Regions from separate parts of the Homo sapiens genome. Here region 1 is linked to region 2. Evidence: chromatin loops called from intact Hi-C (ENCODE). Cell type or tissue: heart right ventricle. All regions are shown on one strand. Each heading gives the region's core, and the rest is flanking DNA. Links, peaks and the distances in the headings are about the cores only.

Evidence for each region. Hi-C counts contacts between places; a loop is a spot of excess contacts. Peaks named below come from ENCODE experiments on the same cell type or tissue, not always from the same donor. Only the 100,000 strongest peaks of a DNase experiment are listed, where the experiment ranks them.
Region 1: it touches region 2 in a loop (14-fold over the local background); 101 of 110 quality-filtered maps call a loop at or near these places.

What each region holds. Positions count from the first base shown.
Region 1 is chr16:69,148,566-69,151,475 of GRCh38, forward strand. UTP4 (UTP4 small subunit processome component) reads left to right here. Exons shown (of 17, transcript NM_032830.3): 7 at 1,972-2,143; 8 at 2,248-2,339. Among named protein-coding and RNA genes, the nearest start is that of UTP4, 17 kb to the left of the region's middle. In heart right ventricle, for the core only: CTCF peaks have their summits at 1,771 (motif pointing right) and 1,970; a DNase peak (open chromatin) is centred at 1,794.
Region 2 is chr16:69,285,361-69,288,270 of GRCh38, forward strand. The region is part of intron 5 of SNTB2 (syntrophin beta 2); the gene reads left to right. Among named protein-coding and RNA genes, the nearest start is that of VPS4A, 25 kb to the right of the region's middle. In heart right ventricle, for the core only: CTCF peaks have their summits at 1,783 (motif pointing left) and 1,987; a DNase peak (open chromatin) is centred at 2,161; H3K27ac peaks cover 678 bases.

The DNA.
Region 1 (2,910 bases), core at 231-2,730, 140 kb before region 2:
CTGTTTGAGTTCCTGCCTTCAATTCTTTTGGATGTATATCTTCATTACTTTTTTTTTTTTTTTTTGAGACACGGTCTTGCTCTGTCACCCAGGTGGAGTGCAGTGGTGTAATCCTGGCTCACTGCAGCCTCTGCCTCCCAGGCTCGAGCAATCCTACCTCAGCCTCCCAAGTGGCTGGGACTACAGGCATGCACCACCAGGCTAAGTTTTTAACATTTTTTGTAGAGATGCAGTCTCACTATGTTGCCCAGGTTGGTCTCAAATTCCTGGGTTGAAGTGATTCTCCTGCCTTCCAAAGTGCGGGATTACAGATGTGAGCCATCACATCTAGCCACATTACTACTCTTGTTTGGGTTTTTTGTGTTGTGAGTTGTGTTTTTTTGTTTTGTTTTGTTTTTTCTTGTTTATTTCTTTCATTCTTTTTAAAGATGAGACTTTGGGAGGCTGAGGCGGGCGGATCACCTGAGGTCAGGAGTTTGAGACCAGCCTGGCAAACGTGGTAAAACCCTGTCTATACTGAAAAATAAATACAAGCCTGGGCACGGTGACTCACACCTGTAATCCCAGCACTTTGGGAGGCCGAGGAGGGTATATCCCCTAGGTCAGGAGTTTGAGACCAGCCTGGACAACATGGTGAAACCCCATCTCTACTAATAATACAAAAATTAACCAGGCATGGTGGCGCACGCCTGTAATCCCAGCTACTCAGGAGGCTGAGGCAGAAGAATGGCTTGAACCAAGGAGGCAGGGGTTGTGGTGAGCTGAGATCGCGCCATTGCACTCCAGCCTGGGCGACAAGAGTGAAACTCTGTCTCAAAAAAAACAAAAACAAAAATTAGCCGGGTGTGGTGGTGTGTGCCTGTAATCCCAGCTACTTGGGAGCCTGAGGTGGGAGAATCTCTTGAACCCGGGACGGCAGAGGTTGCAGTGAGCCGAGATCATGCCACTGCCCTCCAGCCTGGGTGACAGAGCGAAACTCCGTCTCAAAAAATACAAACAAACAAACAAAAAAAGATGAGGTCTCACTATGTTGTGCAGACTGGTCTCCAACTTCTGGGCTCAAGTGATCCTCCTACCCAGTCTCCTGAGTAGCTGGGACTACAGGTTTGTGCTGCTCTGCCCACCTTGTTTATTTAAGAAACTTTTTTATTGGTGTTTCTTGCATTTTTTTTTCTTTTTTTAAGCCAGAGTCTCGCCCTGTTGCCCAGGCTGGAGTGCAGTGGTGCGATCTTGGCGTACTGCAACCTCTGCCTCCCAGGTTCAAGTGATTCTCGTGCCTCAGCCGTCCAAATAGTTGGGATTACAGGCATGCGCCACCACGCCCAGCTAATTTTTGTATTTTTAGTAGCGACGGGGTTCACCATGTTGGCCAGGCTGGTCTCAAACTCCTGGCCTCAAGTGATCCACCCAGCTCAGCTTCTCAAAGTGCTGGGATTATAGGAGTGAGCCACCATGCCTGGCTGATGTTTCTTGGATATTTTTAATGAAATAAACGTTATTAAGAAACACCTGTTCTAGTTCCAAATAAAGGATTTTCAGTATTTTTATTGGTTTAATACATTTCTTTAGTGATAATAACTTGATCATGTTAAATATTCGTATTAAATAACATGATATGAATTTCTTTGTTAGGTTTTCTCTTATGTTCTTTCGAAGGATTTAAATTTCTCAAGTAGGTCCTAGGTATTTTCTCTCTCTCAATGCTATTCTAAGGAGATCTATGTTGGGTATATGAAGCGTTGCTGTACTGTAGACGTTAATTTTGTCAGTAGGGGGCGCATTGTTACCAGTGTCTGAGCTTGCTCCTTTGATGGAATCCTTAGCTTCTGGAAGGAAAAGACCCTTGTAACTTTCCTACTGATTCTGGGCATAGGTTTACCCCTAAGCTGCTGAGACAGAAAGCCTCGGAATATTTTTCCAACCAGACCTTGTTTTGCTTACGTGTACCTCCCTCATGATTTAATTCCTCAGCAAGAAGACAGTTTCGTGGTGGGCACAGCCGAGGGAACAGTCTTCCATTTTCAGCTGGTCCCTGTGACATCTAACAGCAGTGAGAAGCAGTGGGTGCGGACAAAACCGTTCCAGCATCACACTCATGACGTGCGCACTGTGGCCCACAGCCCAACAGCGCTGATATCTGGAGGTGGGTTCCCCCTCTGGTGAGGCTGCTGCTTTACCCTGCCCAGTTCTGGCTGTTCTCGTGAGGATGACTTCTAATTCTGTACACCTTCTCCCCTGCTTTCCCAGGCACTGACACCCACTTAGTCTTTCGTCCTCTCATGGAGAAGGTGGAAGTAAAGAATTACGATGCCGCTCTCCGAAAAATCACCTTTCCCCACGTAAGTGTCCATTCCAAGCCCCTGCTAACCCCTCATCTCCCCATCCCTGTGTCCCCCTGTCCCACAAGCTCTGAACACAGCTCACGCTCGGCAAATTTGTAGGACTTTTTTTTTTTTTTTGAGACAGAGTTTGCTCTTGTTGCCCAGGCTGGAGTGCAATGGCGCGATCTCGGCTCACCACAACCTCCACCTCCCGGGTTCAAGCGATTCTCCTGCCTCAGCCTCCCGAGTAGCTGGGATTACAGGCATGCGCCACCGCGCTCAGCTAATTTTATATCTTTAGTAGAGACTGGGTTTTTCCATGTTGGTCAGGCTGATCTCGGAACTCCCAACCTCAGGTGATCTGCCCGCCTCAGCCTCCCAAAGTGCTGGTATTACAAGTGTGAGCCACCACGCTCAGCTTTGTGGTCCTTTTTTTTTCTTTTTTTTTTTTTTTGAGACTGAGTCTCTCTCTGTCGCCCAGGCTGGAGTGCAGTGGTGCGACTCCACTCACTGCAAGCTCCGCCTCCCAGGTTCATGCCATTCTCCTGCCTCAGCCTTCCGAGTGGCTGGGACTACAGGTGCCCACCAC
Region 2 (2,910 bases), core at 295-2,794:
TTTTTTTTTTTTTTTAGAGTGGAGATCTCTATCACCCAGGCTGGAGTCCAGTGGCATGATCCATCATAGCTCACTGCAGCAGCTTTGAGCTTCTATTTATTTATTTATTTATTTATTTATTTATTTATTTATTTAAAGAGACAGGGTCTAGCTCTGTCACCCAGGCTGGAGTGCAGTGACATGATCCGAGCTCACTGCAGCCTTGAACTCTCCTGTGTTTAAGTGATCCTCCCTCAAGCCTCCCGAGTAGCTGGGACTACAGGTGCCCACCACAGCACCCAGCTAATTAAAAAAAAAATTTTTTTTTTTTAAGTAGAGATGGGCCTCGCTTTGTTGCCCAGGCTGGTCTCAAACTCTTGGCCTCAAGAGATCCTCCTGCCTCAGTTTCCCAAAGTGCTGGGATTCCAGGCAGTGGCACCTGGCCTTTTCAGTTTACTTATTTATTTTTTTGACATGGAGTCTCACTCTGTCGCCCAGGCTGGAGTGCAGTGGCATGATCTCAGCTCACTGCAACCTCCGCCTCCCAGGTACAAGCTATTCTCCCACCTCAGCCTTCTGAATAGCTGGGATTACAGGCACCTGCCATCATACCCAGCTAAGTTTTGTATTTTTAGTAGAGACAGGGTTTCACCATATTGGCCAGGCTGGTCTTGAACTTCTGACCTCAGGTGATCCACCGACCTCAGGTGATCCGCCTACCTTGGCCTCCCAAAGTGCTGGGATTACAGGTGTGAGCCACCACGCCTGGTCTTCGGTTTATTTATTTATTTTTTTAGAGATGAGGTCTTACTGTGTTGCCCAGGCTGGTCTCAACTCCTGGCTTCAAGCTATTCTCTGGTCTTAGCTTCCTGAGTAACTGGGATTATAGGCACAAGCCACTGTGCCAGGCCAGTTGTCATTTAATCTGCATTTAGTAGTGTAAGAACTAGCCAGTAATTCCAGCTACTTAGGAGGCTGAGGCAGGAGGATTGCTTGAGGCCAGGAGTTTTAAGACCAGCCTGAGCAATATATTGAGGACCCCATCTCTACAATGAAAAATGAAGCTGGGTACACTGGCTCATGCCTGTAATCCCTGCACTTTGGAAGGCTAAGGCTGGCGCATTGTTTGAGCCCAGGAGTTTGAGACCAGCCTGGGTAAAGTGGTGAAACCTCATCTCTACTAAAAATACAAAAATTTAGCTGGGAGTGGTGACACACATCTGTAGCCCCAGCTACTCAGGAGGCTGAGGTAGGAGGATCACCTGAGCCCAGGAACTCAAGGCTGCAGTGAGCTATGGTAGTGCCATGGCACTCCAGCCTGGGTGATGGGAGCCAGAACCTGTCTCAAAATAAATAAATAAATTTAATTAAATGAAAAAAAAAAAAAAAGCCAGACATAGTGGCACACACTGTAGTCTCAGCTGCTCAGGTGGCTAAGGTAGGAAGATTGCTTGAGCCCATTTCAGGGCTGTAGTGCACAATGATCAAGCCTGTGAATAGCCACTGTACTCCAGCCTGGACAACATAGTGAGACCTTGTCTCTTAAAAGAAAAAATAATGTAAGGACTCATTTACCAAGTACTAGATACATGGACTCTCCAGTTAAGAAGATTGAAATCTAAGTTGTGGATAGGCGCCCTTAAAAGATGAGTATCTAGCAAGTTTATGGCTATGGAAAAATAAAGGATTTGAAATAGGAGTTACTCTACAAAAGTTTGAAAATGTGTGCCCAACACTTACTCAAATAAGTATCTAAAGGAAATAAGGTTGGTTTCTTTCCATTGTGGAAGCGCCCTCTTGTGGTTAGTTGTCATGAATTTGGAGTATTGTTTTTTATATATATTTACATATATGTATACATGTAGATATTTGCAAATTTTTTTCTTTTTTTTTAAATTGTTTTTGGCTTTGGACAAAATGAAAACCTTTATTTAAAAATACAGGCTGGGGCCGGACGCGGTGGCTCATGCCTGTAATCCCAGCACTTTGAGAGGCCAAGGAGGGCAGATCACTTGAGGTCAGGAGTTCCAAACTAGCCTGGCCAACATCGTGAAACCCCATATCTACTAAAAATACAAAAGTTAGCCAGGAGTGGTGGCAGGCGCCTATAATCCCAGCTACTCAGGAGGCCGAGGCATGAGAATTGCTTGAACCCGGGAGGTGGAGATTGCAACAAGCCAGGATTGCGCCACTGCACTCCAAGCTGGGAGATAGAGTGAGACTGTTTCCAAAAATAGAAATGCTGGAAGCGGTTGCTTATGCCTGTAGTCCCAGCACTTTGGGAGACTGAGGCAGGCAGATCACTTGAGGCCAGATCGAGACCAGCCTGGCCATCATAGTGAAACCCCGTCTTTACTAAAAATACAAAAATTAGCTGAGCATAGTGGCACATGCCTTAAGTCCCAGCTACTCGGGATGGTGAGGCACAAGAATTGCTTGAACCTGGGAGGCGGAGTCTGCAGTGAGCTATGATCACACCACTGCACTCCAACCTGGGCAACAGTGGGAAACTCTGTCTCAAAAAATATATATATATATATATGTATATGCATTGGGCCAAGCACGGTAGTTCACGCTTGTAATTCCAGTACTTTGGGAGGCTGAGGTGGGCGGATCACTTGAGCCCAGAAGTTCAAGACCAGCCTGGGCAACATGGTGAAACCTCATCTCTATTGAAAAAAAAAAGAGTAAATGAGGTTTAAAAAAAAATACAGTATTGGAGGTGAGGCACGGTGGCTTACACCAGAATCACACTGGGATGCTCTGTGTTCCTGTGGGCAGTCGAGGGGTCAGGCCAACACATTCATGCCGTTGCTACCATCTGGGGTCACTGTATTGTCCTCAAGAATTCAAGGGGATATGCTTCCCAAAATCAAGAGTGCAACTTGGATTTTCAGCATTTTTTAGTTCATGTTGTTTCTTTGGTGTCTA